Linked DNA regions of Homo sapiens: region 1 is linked to region 2. A link is a contact called in ENCODE Hi-C or POLR2A ChIA-PET data. All regions are on one chromosome and are shown on one strand. Each heading gives the region's core, a stretch centred on a gene start or an enhancer-like site at or near the end of the contact. The rest is flanking DNA. Distances are from core to core; before and after follow the strand shown.

The links. Hi-C counts contacts between places; a loop is a spot of excess contacts on that map. ChIA-PET counts read pairs that join two places held with the same protein, here RNA polymerase II (POLR2A). Pooled maps may share reads with other maps.
Region 1: a loop to region 2 is called in a pooled map, with 14 times the contacts of the local background. The contact joins the promoter of BBS4 here to the promoter of LINC02259 in region 2. A Hi-C loop is called at or near these places in 12 of 168 maps with a recorded cell type or tissue (GM11168, GM12878, GM23248 and 7 more), 1 of 37 single-sample maps with no recorded cell type and 6 of 50 pooled maps. POLR2A ChIA-PET finds 5 or more read pairs at or near these places in 3 of 52 experiments (CD8-positive, alpha-beta T cell, Caco-2 and Panc1).

What each region holds. Positions count from the first base shown.
Region 1 is chr15:72,682,298-72,689,915 of GRCh38, forward strand. It overlaps BBS4 (Bardet-Biedl syndrome 4), which reads left to right and starts at 3,910. Exons shown (of 16, transcript NM_033028.5): 1 at 3,910-3,954. The coding sequence starts at 3,931. It overlaps HIGD2B (HIG1 hypoxia inducible domain family member 2B), which reads right to left and starts at 3,885. Exons shown (of 3, transcript NM_001350932.3): 1 at 3,521-3,885.
Region 2 is chr15:72,632,494-72,640,432 of GRCh38, forward strand. It overlaps LINC02259 (long intergenic non-protein coding RNA 2259), which reads right to left and starts at 4,462. Exons shown (of 3, transcript NR_135685.1): 1 at 4,293-4,462; 2 at 845-913. It overlaps LOC112268145, which reads left to right. Exons shown (of 14, transcript XM_024450114.2): 5 at 4,325-4,423; 6 at 4,501-4,722; 7 at 5,133-5,324; 8 at 6,331-6,402; 9 at 6,623-6,688; 10 at 6,914-6,953; 11 at 7,272-7,391; 12 at 7,552-7,632.

The sequences.
Region 1 (7,618 bases), core at 2,660-5,159, 49 kb after region 2:
TAGAAATATGTATTTTAAAAATCCCCCAGAAAAGATGCTCTTCTCTCATTTCCCCATCCTCTTCCTTTTCTTCCACACCTCTGATATGAAGGACATTATTATACCTTATTAAAACTTCATCCACACTAGGCATGGTGGCTCATGCCTGTAATCCTGGCATTTTGGGAGGCCAAGGCAGGCAGATCACTTGAGGTCAGGAGTTTGAGACCAGCCTGGCCAACATGGTGAAATCCTGTCTCTACTAAAAATACAACAATTAGCCAGGTGTGGTGGCTGACGCTTGTAATCCCAGCTACTTGGGAGGCCAAGGCACGAGAATCACTTGAACCTGGAGGTTGCAGTGAGCTGAGATCGCACCACTGCACTCCAGCCTGGGTGATAGAGCGAGACTCTGTCTAAAAATAAGATAAAATAAAATAAAATGAAAACTTCATCCAGATGTCTAGACAACACTTTAACTATGTATTCTTCTGTATTTGCAAGTTACATGTTCATATAGCCATCTACAGATACCAGTTAGCCTTTGTAATCCATTCCCCACTTAAGTTTCACCATCTACTGGCTTTTCTGTTAATCCCTTGAGGAAAGGTTTGGAATTGAGGAGTAAATCCTTTATAAGGAGAATGCTGCAGTCTATTCGCTATTCACCGCTGACCAAGCTGCCACCTGGCCCTCCTGACTGCAGCAGGCACCCCCAGACAGTCATGTAAATGGACTAGGCCTGAGTCTGTAGTTCTTTGCTCTGAAAAAGGAGACGTAATGGCTTCTACTTTTTATCATTTGGTGGAAATAATAGAGGAGTTTTTCTAGAATGTTTTTTGATCTGGTGGTTAAAGGGAACTTGGACATTTAGTCCCTGAAATAAATTGTTGCATCTTTGAAGGAAAAGATGAAAGTAGTTTCTTACACTTTAGTGAAGAAGCCTTTGGAAAATTTTGTTCTGGATGTTGTATATTCTCTGTAGAGGAGTGTTGGGGATTCCCCACATCAGCAGAACTAAAGGGTAACTGAAGAGAACAGGGAGTGACATGTCAGATTGAGAATCAGTCTTTTGAAAGTGGCAAAAAGAATATGTGTTAAAAGAAAAAATAGGGTAGAAGATAAAAAGAATAGGGCAGAAGATATTAGCTTCAATTCCTCCTTTTTTTTTTTTTTTTTTGATCCTTTGGAATGATTTCTTCCTAGACTGCCAGTGTTGCGTAGTAACCCCGCCCATGAAGAGGACTGGAATACTGAAAAACTGCATGAAACTAAGCGCTGTGGGTTGGGCGGGGTGGCTCACGCCTGTAATTCCACACTTTGGGAGGCCAAGTTGGCTGGATTGCTTGAGCTCAGGAGCTTGAGACCAGCCTAGGTAACATGATGAAACCCCATCTTTACAAAAGATACAAAAATTAGCTGGGTGTGGTGGCATGAAGCTGTAGTCCCAGCTACTCAGGAGGCTGAGGTGGGAGGATCACTTGAGCCTGGGAGGTAGAGGCTGCAGTGAGCCGTGATTGTCCCACTGCACTTCCGCCTGGGCAACAGAGCGAGATCCTGTCCCAAAAACAAAAAAACTAAGCACTGTGGATTAGAAATTAATAATTTTTCATCTTTATATCTTTTTTTTTTTTTTTGAGACAGTCTTGCTCTGTCTCCCAGGCTGGAGTGCAGTGGCACGATCTCGGCTCACTTAGGCAAGGTGTTTAATTAATCTCTGAAAAGTGGAGAATTTAGCACCAGGCATGGTGACTGGTGCCTGTAATCCTAGCTACTTGAGAGGATGAGGTGGAAGTGTTAAAGGTGGAGGGTGTCCAGGTTCTTGGTGTCTTGAAAAAAGAATTGGACAAAATGCACAAACAAAGCAAGGAAGGGACAAGGAATTTACTGAACATGAAAGTACACTCCAGTGTGGGAGCGGGCCTGAGCTTAGAAGTTCAGTGGCTCCGTTACAGAATTTTGGGGAGTTTAAATAACCCCAGAGGATTCCATGGTTACTTCGGGTATGCCTTATGTAAATAGAGAAGATGAAGTAAAGTTACAAAGACATTTATGGCCTATGCCCTATGGACAGAATATTACCTGTTATAGCTGAAGTGTGAATTGGCCTTATGTTCCCTACCTCCAGACCCTATTTTCCTGCCTCAGGAGGATTACTTGAGCCTAGGAGTTCAAGTCCAGTCTGGACATCAATAGTGAGACCCCTGCCTCTGAAAAAAAATTTTTTTGAGACAGAGTTTTGCTCTTGTTGCCCAGGCTGGAGTGCAATGGGATGATCTCAGCTCACTGTAACTTCCACCTCCTGGATTCAAGCAATTCTCCTGCCTCAGCTTCCCTAGTAGCTGGGATTACAGGAGCCGGCCACCACGCCCGGATAATTTTTTGTATTTTTAGTAGAGACAGGGTTACACCATGTTGGCCAGGCTGGTCTTGAACTCCTGACCTCAGGTGATCTGCCCACCTCAGCCTCACAAAGTCCTGGGATTACAGGCGTGAGCCACCGAGCCCAGCAAATTTTTGTTTTTTAGACGGAGTCTCCCTCTATCGCCCAGGCTGGAGCACAGAAATGCGATCTCGGCTCACTGCAACCTCTGCCGCTTGGGTTCAAGTGATTCTCCTGACTCAGCCTCCCGAGTAGCTGCGATTACAGGCGGGCACCACCATGCCCGACTAATTTTTTGTATTTTTAGTAGAGACGGGGTTTCACCATGCTGGCCAAGCTGGAAAATTTTATTTTTAATAAATGAAAGGCAGAGTATTTATCTGAAAAAAGTGGGAGACCAACAGTCTCATGGGATTGTTATAAAGATTAAAAGAGAGAGTGTTACTGAAATACTTAGAAGAGCTGTTATTCTATTGCTGTCCTTTCCCCTTGTATTTGGATAGATTACCGTACTTGTTTCTTCTATGTAACTCTAATTGTCAGTGGGGTTCTCCCTCTCTTAGAGGCCTGGAGAAACTTGTCTTAAATGCTTTCCCAGTTAATGAATTGGGAGAGGCAGATTTTATGTCTAAATTACAAGGGCGAGACTTAAAAGTATGAATTGGGGCTAATGTCAGTGCTCAGGTGCAGGGATCCTCCGTTTTGTTCATCACACAGCTCCCGGCACTTTAATAAATGAGGCTCAAAGAAACGACGGGCTTAGGTCATGCAGTAGTCAAATTCAGAACTCATGTTTGATTCCAAAGCCCACACGTTTTCCTAGTTTAGAAACACTAAACATTTAATTCACCGCACCGGGGGCCAGACAGGTAATGGAGAACGCCTTAAGTATGTTAGGAAGGGAAGTTATCTACAGTCGCAGCCGCTATTCAGATCTATTTCACTGCCTTGCAGAAAACGCCGACTGTCGTCTCTTTATCCCATGGCCGATTTCTTGTGAAATCTCCTAACTTTTAAATATTTCCAATCAAAAGACTGCCGTTCAAATGCAGCCCACCAGGAGCATGTTTGCAAACTCTGGAGTAAACAAGAGTGGGAAGCTGATAAGGTGAGTACCTCAGTTCGATAGTGACAGCCAAGAAACGGGGAGTTTTGTACCTAAGGCGAGAAAGAAATTCTCCGCCGAAATCTCCCGGAAGAAGGACTGAATTAAATGCAGATTAGAGTCAGGGCAGGGTAAGGTGGCGGGAGAACTAGGCTGCCATCCCAGGTGGCTGGCCTACCAGCCAGCGCGGCCGGAGGTACAGACCATGTACAGACCACGGCGAGGGGTGTTAGGGGCTTCTCGGGATAAAGGCAGCGAGTGGCTGCGCATTCCCTCCCCGACTCTTTCAGAGGTAAGCCTTCTGTGGAGCAGACCCTAATCCTCCCCCTGATTCCTTAGGTCACTCGGCGATTTACTTCCTTCCCCCGCTTCCTCACAGTCCTCCACAGCCCTACGACTTCCGCTTGCCTCGTCGTCTGGGAAACCGCCGACTTCCGGCCGCGCAGCGGTGGGCTGAGCTAAAATGGCTGAGGAGAGAGTCGCGACGGTGAGCGCCGAGATTCTCTTTAGTTGCCCGGCCGCAGGGCAAGGCAAGCTGGCGGGTGGCTTTTGTCCCATGCAGCGGTTCCTGGAGAGAGGCGGAGCTGGGTGCCGAGCGTCTCAGGGTGGGCGGGGCGACACGGTCCCCTTTTTACTGTCCCGGGAACTGGTCGCCTGGGGCAAGTCTGGATACTTAGCAGCACAGGTCCTGTTCTAGGACTGTAGTCCCTCTTGGGGTGCGCTGGACGGAGAAGGGAGACTTTTCACCAGTAATGGCTCTTACCGTAGTGCCATCTTTTTCTGTCTCGGGGGTTTGGAAGGTAATGACTAGCACTTGTGTAGACAGTTCCTGTTAATCCCGTGAATTGGGAATTTAACATGCCTGGAAGCTTGCAGCGTCACTGCCTTCTGCCAGTGGAGCGGGACTGTGTTTTTTCTGTGGTGATTAAGTTTAGGAAAGTACGGTTTTGGAATTCATCTGAAGGCTGAGTTGGGCGTTCACTCCACAGAACTGCTAATATAGAGGAACCCGATGAATTCAGGATGACCTAGTCGCTATTTTTTGAGGCATATATCTATAATTGGATCTAATTTCGGTAAAGTGCCAAGTGTGAAGCTTTGTTTACCTTGCTTTAGTGTTGGGTTTGAAAGCCTGTTCTGTCCATTTGTTAGAATGATTTTAGGTATTCGGAATTTATTGTCTTTCGAAAAACGCCCTGGAAAACAGTACAAATAGCAGCCTTTGGCTGTTTTACAACTTAGTTTTGGCTAAGCAGCAAGGTTAGTGTTATTGTTAGAGGGCCTTTTGTTTGTTTTCTACTCTCATTTGCAGAGTAGTCATATTATTCTAGTCTAATTAGAAAACTCTGAAGACAGAAACTTTTTTTTTTGAGACGGAGTGTCGCTGTTGTCGGCCCGGGCTGGAGTGCAATGGCGCGATCTCGGCTCACTGCAACCTCCGCCTCCCAGGTTCCAGCAATTCTCCTGCCTCAGCCTCCGGATTAGCTGAGAATACAGGCGCCTGCCACCACGCCCGGCCGAAACATTTTTATTAAGCTAAGAAATTTAAAATAGCTAGGCCGGACGCGGTGCATCACGCCTGTAATCCCAGCACTTTGGGAGGCCGAGACGGGTGGATCACTTGAGGTCATGAGTTTGAGACCATCCTGGCCAACATGGTGAAACCCCGTCTCTACTAAAAATACAAAAATTAGCGGGGCATCGTGGCGCTCGCCTGTAATCCCAGGTACCTGGAAGGCTGAGGCAGGAGAATCGCTTGAACCCCGGAGGCGGAGGTTGCAGTGAGCCGAGATCATGCCATTGCACTCCAGCATGAGCGACAGAGACAGACTCCTTCTCAAAAAAAAAGAAAGAAAAAACAGATTTTAAAATAATTAAATAGGCCAGGCTCAGTGGCTCACGCCTGTAATCCTAGCACCTTGGGAGGCTGAGGTGGGTGGATCGCCTGAGGTCAGGAGTTCGAGACCAGCCTGGCCAACGTAGTGAAACCCTGTCCCTACTAAAAAAATACAAAAAATTAGCTGGACGTGGTGGCGGGCGCTGGTAATCCCAGCTACTAGGGAGGCTGAGGCAGGAGAATCGCTTAGAACCCAGGAGGCAGAGGTTGCAGTGAGCCGAGATCGTGCCATTTCACTGCAGCCTGGGCATCCAGAGCAAAACTCCGTCTCAGAAAAAAAAAAAAAGTAAATAGCATGGTTAATGTTACTGGGTTTTAAATATTAAAAACATAGGAAAGAAAATACTTCCACTCCAGCCTGGGTGACAGAGCAAGACTCCGTCTCAAAAAAAAAAAAAAAAAAAAAAAGAAAATACTTCTAAGTAATCTTAAAGTGTAAAAGATAATGGGTAACATAACATTGCTACAAATATAGCTTATCCTCTAGTGCTCATCACAAGTGTTTGTGTAATAGAATATGAACTTGAGTCTGTGACGGCAGAATTGTCATGTACATTTGAATGTCTAATACTGTTTTAAAGAGAATAGCTTTTGTTTCGATATGACTTAGCAATTAAGCCTGAAGTTAACTGTTTTCATTGTTGTCAAATTTATTGCTAGTAGTGTTACGTTTATAGTAATTTTCATCTTTTCAAGTTACCAATGCATGGAAATGTGAATTTCTGTCCTTTTAGGAAGTGGTATTTTATCTTTTTTTTTTTTTTTTTTTTGAGACGGAGTCTCACTTTGTCGCCCTGTCTGGAGTGCAGTGGCGTGATCTCAGCTCAGTGGAACCTCTGCCTCCCGGGTTCAAGTGATTTTTCTGCCTCAGCCTCCCGAGTAGCTGGGGTTACAGGCCCTCACCACCATGCCTGGCTTATTTTTGTGGAGATGGGGTTTCACCACGTTGGCCAGGCTGGTCTTGAACTCCTGACCTTGTGATCTGCACGCCTCGGTCTCCCAAAGTGTTGGGATTACAGGCGTGAGCCATGGCCCCCTGCCTTATTTTTTAATACAATTAAAAGAACCCAGTAATCCTACTCCTAGACCTGTGTCCCACAGAAAAAAGTGTTAAACATGAGCGTGTAGTACTAGGGCATTCGTTGTAGTACTATCCGTAGTGGCAAAACGCTGGAAGCAAATTAAATGCCCATTAATAGGGTAATTGATGACTTCAGATATTTCCATACTGTGGAATATTATGCAGTCATTAAAAAGAATGTTACAACTAATTGCTTTTCCTCTCAGAAGCCCCTCTCTCTCACTAGAGAAAGCTGTTCTCCTTTCTTTCTTCTGCCTATTAAACCTCCATTCCTAAACTCAGAAAGAAAAAAAAAAAAAGAGAATGTTACGACTAATTGACTTGGAGGGACTTCCATGGTGTACATTTAAATAAAAGGTAGATGTGAAGTGGGGTATATTATGTGATCTTAATTTCATAACACAAAGGAAAACATATAGATCCGTAGATAAGGATATATGGATATGGAGGAGAGAAAAGGAAAAGACTCAAAACTCACAGAATTTTTGAAGAAATGTATAGCTAAAAATCTAAGAAGGCTACAGTCAAGGCCTTGAGGCCAGAAGACACCCCATCAAAACTGAGTAAAACTAGCCCAGTGTGGGACGCAGAAATTCTAGTATGCTACCAAAATTACTTACGGATTGCTACCAGTTCCTTAGAAGGAAAACTGAGGACTAATATTTGTATTTTCAGTATAGTTTAGAATTCTTAAAAAATGAGCAAACAGGCTGTACTTGGTGGCTCATGCCTGTAATGCCAGGACTTGTGGAAACTGAGGTGAGAGGATAACTTGAGTCCAGAGGTTTGAGACCAGTCTGGGCAACATGTTGGAGCCCCATTTCTACAAAAAACACAAAAATTAGCCAGACGTGGTGGCACGCGCCTGTCTTCCCAGCTACTGGGGAGGATCATCTGAGCCTGGGGGAAGTTGAGGCTCCAGTGAGCCATGATCATGCCACTGGACTCCAGCAGGGGCAGAGTGAGACTTTGTCTGAAAAAAACAAAAAATGAATGAGCAACTAACTCTGGCTTTCATGATTTGTGCTTATAAATCTTTTTATTTATTTATTTATTTATTTATTTATTTATTTATTTATTTATTTTGAGACGGAGTCTTGCTCTGTCGCCCAGGCTGGAGCGCAGTGGCGCGATCTCGGCTCACTGCAACCTCCGCCTCCCGGGTTCACGCCA
Region 2 (7,939 bases), core at 3,212-5,711:
AAAATTTTTTTTTTTTGAGTACAGTGGCATGATCACAGCTCACCATAGCCTCCAACTCCTGGGCTCAAGCGATACTCCCACCTCAGCAGCTGGGACTATCAGAGCGCAGCACCACATCTGGCTGATGTTTTAATTTTTAGTAGAGATGCGGTCTCACTATGTTGCCCAGGCTGGTCTTGAACTCCTGGCCTCAAGAGATCCTCCCAATGTGACCTCACAATGCACTGGGGTTACAGGCATGAGCCACCATGCAGCCCCTGCAAAATCTAACTGTCCTTCAGGTGCTCCTTTTGGACCTCCTAGCTAGACTGCCATTGGCAAATGCCAGTTGATTATCCACCCACATTTATGTTAATGGATTTCCCATGTTTTATTTGTCTAGACCAGGCTTTCTCCACAGCAGCACTGTTGATGTTTAGGGCTGGACAGTTCTCTGTTCTGGAGCTGTTTGCGCCTCGCAGGATGTTTAGCAGCATCCCCAGCCTCCGCCTGCCACATGCCAGCAGCACTCCTCAGTGTGACAGCCAAAGTGATTTCAGATACTGTCAAATATCCCCAGGGCGGCAAAATCACCTCCAGTTGAGAACTGCTGACCTAAAACCCTCTGGAACAATGTTAGATCATGGTAATGATAGCGCATACTGCTCCTGACCTTAATGGGAATACCTCTAGCATCAAAGTATAGTAGTACCTGTATACTACTGTCTGGGCTGTTATTAGTACACTGTATTAGTCCATTCTCATGCTGCTATGAAGAAATACCCAAGACTGGGTAATTTATAAATAAAAGAGGTTTAAGTTGACTCACAGTTCTGCATGGCCGGGGAGGCCTCAGGAAACTTACAATTATGGCAGAAGACACCTCTTCACAGGGCAGCAGGAGAGAGAAGGAGAGCCGAGCAAAGGGGAAAGCCTGTAATAAAATCATCAGATCTGGTGAGAACTCACTTACTATCATGAGAACAGCATGGGAGAAACCACCCCCATGATTCAATTATCTCCACCTGGTCCCACCCTTGACATGTGGGGATTATTGCAATTCAAGGTGAGATTTGGATGGGGACACAGAACCAAGCCATATCATATCCTTTATATTAGCATACTGTATCAAAGTATAATTTTCTTTCTTTTTTTTCTTTGGGACAGAGTCTCACTCTGGCTCTGGCTGGAGTGCAGTGGCACAATATCAGCTCATGGCAACCTTGGCTCACTGCAGCCTCAGCCTCCTGGGTTCAAGCAATTCTTGTGCCTCAGCCTCCCGAGCAGCTGGAACTACAGGTGTGTGCCACCAATGCCCAGCTAATTTTGATTTTGTTTTTAGTACACATGGGGTTCGACATGTTGGCTAGGCTGGTGTCAAACTCCTGGCCTCGAGTGATCCAGCCACTTCGGCCTCCAGAAGTCCTGGGATTATAGGCGTCAGCCACTGCACCCAGCCTGAAGTATAATTTTCACAATATGAAAAGCTTGACTTTCATACAAATAATGAAGGAATACGTATAAGATATTTTCTTTAATTTACAAGGGAGTCAGCAACACGGTGAAGCTAGTTCAAGGAGCGTTTTGAGAGACAGTGTCTGTAGTGCTCCAGGAAGGGCATTCCGAAATGCATTCTGAGATAGAGACAAAACTTGTTAATATCCTAAAGGGAGGCCGGGCGTGGTGGCTCAGGCCTGTAATCCCAGCACTTTGGGAGGCTGAGGTGGGTGGATCACCTGAGGTCAGGAGTTCAAGACCAGCCTGGCCAACATGGTGAAACCCTGTCTCTACTAAAAATACAAAAATTAGCCAGGCTCAATGGTGGGTGCTTGTAGTCCCAGCTACTCAGAAGGCTGAGGCAGGAGAATTGCTTGAACTGGGAGGTGAAGGCTGTAGTGAGCCAAGATCATGCCACTGCACTCCAGCCTGGACAACAGAGCAAGATTCTGACTCAAAAAAAAAAATCCTATTGGGAAATAAAACTGTCATCTTTGGGAGTTATCTTTTCTACTGTACTGAAATCTGTAAGTTAACATATATACATATTCTCACATATATTCATAACATATTCTCTAGTATATTTCCCTACATTAGTGGTTTTCAAACCATGGTCTCAAATTGGAAGCACCAGCGTCACCTGGGAACACAGACATGCAATGCTTAGGCCCCACCTCAGTCCTATTGAGTTAGAAACTCTGGTGTGGGGCCCAGCAGCCCATTTCACAAGCCTTGCAAGTGATTAGGATGCACTCTAATGTTTGAGAAACACTGCTCTAAATAGTCAATCTTTAATAGTAAAACAAGTATCTATGAAACAATGCTCAGTATGACATTAAAAGGGCGCACCACCCACCTTTTAACTTTATTTCTGAATTTAAATATTTTGTCTGTCTAATGTTAAATTTGCTGTTTTGTTTTTCAAATACTCTTAAGATAAGACAGTTTTCATCTGTTCCTAATTTTCTTTTTAAATAAAAAATGGTCCCAAAACTATCCATTTTTCTCTTCTTTAACCTACTGACAGCATGAAATAAAAGTTGAACCATTCCTACATCTTTTTTTTTTTTTCTCACCTTGTTGCTCAAGTTGACTGAAATGCAGTGGTGCAATCTCGGCTCACTGCAACCCCCACCTCCCGGGTTCAAGCGATTCTTGTGACTCAGTCTCCTGAGGCTGGGATTACAGGCACCCAGCACCATGCCCAGCTAATTTGTATTTATTTATTTATTTACAGTAGAGACGGGTTTTGCCATGTTGGCCACACTGGTCTCCAACTCCTGACCTCAGGTGATCTGCCTGCCTCGGCCTCCCAAAGTGCTAGGATTACAGGCATGAGCCACCGCACCCAGCTTTTTTTCTTTTCCTTTTTTTGTTTTGAGATGGTCTCATTCTGTTGCTCAGGCTGGATGGAGTACAGTGGCGCCATCATGGCTCACTGCAGCCTCCACCTCCCATGCTCAAGAGATCCTCCCATCTCAGCCTCTTAGGTAGATGGGATGACACGTGTGCACCAGCACAAGCAGCTAATTTTTTGTAGAGACTGGGGTCTCCCTATGTTGCCCAAGCTGGTCTAGAACTCCTGGGCTCAAGCGATCCACTGGCCTTGGCCTCCCAAAGTGCTATGATTACAGGTCTTATGTTCTTAAAATTTTTCTTTGACATGGTATAGGATAGTCTAGTAACTTAACACACTGTTGCTTTCAAGAGGATAGTGCTTATGATTTGTAAAATAACTCTTCAGAAATGAGTTCAATTTTACCATGAATTGGGACACTTTCTATTTCTATTCTATAGAGCAGTTTACTTGTCATGAGGTCTGTCTTTTGAAAACTTGAAAGCCTGCAACAATAAAACCAGCTGCACCTGGTGCATGGGATAGGCATGGAATTGAGGAGAGAGCTCAAACTATGGTCAGCCTTCTGTATCCTCGGGTTCTGGGTCCTTGGATTTAACCAACTGTGCATCAAAAATATTTGGAAAAAGTAAAACAATAAAAAAACACAAAAATTTAAAAATACTTTATATCAGCTATTTACAAAGCATTTATGTTGTATTAGGTATTATAGCAATCTAGAGATGATTTAAAGTATACGGAAGGATGTGCATAGGTTATATGCAAATACTATGCCACATTATATCAGGAACTTGAGCATCTGTGAATTTTGGTATCTCTGGGGTCCTGGAACCAGTATCTTGAGGTTACTAAGCGACGACTGTATTCAATTTCTTCTTTGGTTATTAGTTTATTCTTTAATGTATTTTTGTTGTTGTTTTGTCTTTTTGTTTTTGCCTCTTCAAGTCAACGTCGGAAACTTAGTTGTTCTAGACTACCCATTAGCTCAAAGCTACCAGTAATCAGACTACCACTGCAATCTAAGCAACCGATTTTTTTTTTACCCATCAGACTGGCAAAAATTAAGATAAGATCTATTGATGTTGAAGCTGTGGGGAGTTTTCCTGAGCATGTTAATTATGACAGCCCTTTTTACTAGGCACCTAGACGATTCATCAAAATGAAATAAAATACCCATGCACTTGAAGAAGTTACCTGGTTATTTCCTTATCTGGGTGCTGGTTATGTGAGGTCTACAGTTGATGAAAACTTATTAAGCTTTATATTTCTAATAGGTACAATTTTCTGTATGTGTAATATATTTGAAAAGTTTTTAAAATGTTTTTTGCCACAGCCCGCAGCTGTGTATAATGCTATTCGCTTAACAGTGGAAAACATGGCAATGACCTGAATCTCCCTGGCTCCCGGGATCCTACCCCCTTAAGTTAACGAAAATAAAAGTAAAAGAAATAACTTCCACTGTCTTTCGTAATGCCTTAAATCCGTCCTCAGTTAAACCGGCGGTTGGCGCTGGTTTTTTCCAGGGCAGGATTCTGGGAGACGGAGGAGCAGACGCCAGCATTTCGCCCCCGGCACCTCCAGCGGGCTGCGGTCCGCTCCCGGCCTCACTCGAGCAGGCCCCGCCCCGCCAGAGGCCGTTAGTCCAAGTCACGTGATCGTCGACTCAGCTGACCTGGCGGGACCGGAAAAAGAAATTCCCGGGCGATGATGAGGCACCAGGGGTGAAGCGGACATGGGCTGCTGGAGCGGGAATGAGGGGGCGCCAGTGGCTCCGGAAACGGGTTGAGGTTGTCTGCACTGGCCGCTCCGCAAACACAGTGTGTGCGGGCGTCAGGGCAGCAGGTCTGGTAGAGAAAAGTCCACCGCCATCCCTCTCCCGAGTGGGGCGGGTAAGACAGAGCAGGCCGGCCGGCTTAGAGTTCCCTGCTTCCCTGGCGGAAGGAAGGGCCCCTGACTCCTGGGGCAGGAACTAGGGCTTGTCTGGAGCTGGGAGTCCTTTCAGGTCTTCTCTAGCTCCAAAAGGACCTCCCAAGGACACCCCCTTCCCCAGCCCTGCTGTGGGACTTGGACAGGAAAGTGCTAGAATCAGGCTCACTCTTGCACACTGTTAGGAAGCCACTCCGCTCTTTTCAGATCCAGAAAGTAGTAGTTTTGGGGCTGATACTTATCCATCCATTCATCCAATCCATCCATCCATAGGTTCAAAGTGCCTAGTCTATACCATGAATTGTACTAGGCACTGGGAGGACTTGAGCTGCCGCGGGAAGGGGAAATCAGAGGCTTGAATTGGCAGTCATAGTTAAGGCTCCAGGGGCAGAGACCTAACTGCGCCTTGTGTGTAGTGCTAAGGGGGCTTCCTGAGGATGCCTTCAACCTTAAAGGCGATGGCAGGAGTTGGCTGGCTGAAGTACAGTTTGTGTACCAGGGGTTGGGAGGCAACGGTGGGAGGCGTGTGTCTTCAGACAGGGAACAGCATGTGCAGAGACTTCAGGTGAGAGAGAGCATGGCTCCCCAGGAATGAATGCATTTCCCGTAGCTGGGAGAGTATCATCTGGAGGTTAGGGAAAGATGAGTCTGGACAAGTAAAGGCCAAATCTTCCTGACTGTTGGATCACCACAATCAAGATAACGAATATATCCACCGGCCCCCAAAATTTCCTTGTGTTAGGGGCTATTTTAGGAAGTATGATCAAGAAGGGCTGGCCTGCCAGGGTGGAGTGGCTCACGCCTGTAATCCCAGCACTTTGAGAGGCCAAAGTGTGCAGATGACCTGAGGTCAGGAGTTCGAGATTAGCATGGCCAACACGGTGAAACCCTGTCTTTACCAAAAATACAAAAAAGTTGGGTGTGGTGACGCATGCCTGTAGTCCCAGCTACTTGGGAGGCTGAGGCAGGAGAATTGCTTGAACCCGGGAGGTGGAGGTTGCAGTGAGCCGAGATTGTGCCATTGCACTCCAGCCTGGGCAACAGAGCGAGACTCCGTCTTTAAAAAAAAAAAAAAAAAGAAGGGCTGGTCTGATGAGGTGTCACTTGAGCAGAGAGTGGAATGAAATAAAGGATAGCAAGCCACATAGAGAGTGCAGCGGAAGCAAGGCTGGTGTCCCTGAGCTGCAGCAGGGAAGCTGGAGTGGCTGGAGTTGTGTGGGTATGGGGAAGAAGGGAGAGAGTTCACTCGTCTCTGTGAGGCCCAGGACTTTGTTTTATCCCATGCTGTACCCCCAGCACTTAGAGTGGGAGCTAGCACAGAGAAGGTGCTCAATTGATGTTTGCTGAGCAGATGAATGCCTGGAGTAGACCTCAGAGCAGGGTTTGGTGGCAGGGTGGGTCAGGTAGAGTTTACTCAACAGCCTGGTGATAGGGGAGAACAAGTGGCCAGAGGGTATCCATCTATGTCGGGGACCAGGGGTCCCTGCTGGGCAGCAGTGTGGGAGACACAGGGATCCTGGCCACACCTCAGTCTTCTTTCCAGCCTGATTACCTGCCTCCCTCCCTTGCAGAGGTTTCGGTTCTGTGGTGATCTGGACTGTCCTGACCGGGTCCTGGCAGAGATCAGCACGCTGGCCAAGATGGTTGAGTGCACAGGGTCTACACTGGGTGGAGGAGGGGTGTTGGGCTGGGGATTGTGGCTGTAGAGGATGGTGAGGTTTCTCTGGGGCTAGGGCCTCAGTGCTCTCAGCCTGTGCTACCATGCTTTGTGACCTTGATCAGTGGCTGGCCTGCTTTGAGCCAGTCCCCAGGAAGAAGGGGTGAGGTTTGCCAGCCTGGCTGATGTAAGGACTTCCTTTCCAGTCCTCTGTGAAGTTGCAGCTGCTCTGCAGCCAGGTACTAAAGGAGCTGCTGGGACAGGGAATTGATGTGAGTACAAGATCCAGCACCCCATTGTCCCATGACCTTATGACCACCACTGCCCTGAAACTCTGCACTAGGCCCGGGGAGACGGGTGAGCCAGCCTCTCAACCTCTCTGGGCACCTCCCTTCCTTCTTTCCAGCCTGTCTGTTCCTTATTGCAGGATCCAGGCTGGGGGTGAGGGGCTGGTGAGCAGGGACCTGGCACCCCCTGAAGGTCTCCTTTCCCCATAGTATAAGAAGATCCTGAAACTCACAGCTGATGCCAAGTTTGGTGAGCACCCCGCTGAGTTCACAGGCCCCAGGCAACCCTGGGACCTCGGCCTGGTGCCTGGTACAGAGCCCGCCCCCCACCCCCCCGCCAACACACACATCCCAGCAGTATCCTTAACCTGCCTTCCCTAGTGGAGGAGCATGAGGGAAAGAAAGACATTGACAGTCCCACCTTCCTGTCCTCTGCCAGCTCCTGGTGGAGCAGTAGCAGTGCCTATGGCTCCAGGAGGCCTGGGGGCTTTGAGCTGAAGTTAATAGGGCAACAGGGAGGTGGCTGGGCCCACAGTGACACCCCCTGTCCCATGCATGGGTCCCTGAGAGTCAGGCGATGTGAAGGCCACAGTGGCAGTGCTGAGTTTCATCCTCTCCGGTGCGGCCAAGCACAGTGTCGATGGCAAATCCTTGGCCAGTGAACTGCAGCAGCTGGGGCTGCCCAAAGGTACGGGTTGTGGGTGGGCAGCTGGGCAGCCTGTGGGCCAAGGGCTGCTAGAGAGTGGGCCAGGCCCTGTGACCCTGAGGTGTACCCTGCCCTGTCTGGGCCAGGAGCCCAAGCCCAGCCCCCACCTGCTACCTCCAGAGCTTCTCCATTCTACCCCCAGAGCACGCGGCCAGCCCGTGCTGCTGTTATGAGGAGAAGCAAAGCCCCTTGCAGAAGCACTTGCGGGTCTGCAGCCTACGCAGTAAGTATGAGGCCAGCCAGGGTCCGGGCTCATCCTAGAAGGTGCACGCAGCACACAAAGTGCGTGGAGAGTCCAGGGAGACAATTTAACCGCAGTCACATACCGAGCAGCCGCAGAGCCGGGACGTGGCCCTCGGTCTCCTGACCCCGCGCGCTCTGTGATGTGTACGTACAGGATCAGACCTTGCCCTTTCCTCCTGGCTGACCCTTCCTTAGTCCCCCGTGCCCCATGTGTGAGCACCCAGCTCACTCTCATTCCTCCCTCTCCAAAGCGTGGTCCCTGGCAGCACGAGTGGCAGAAGGGACAG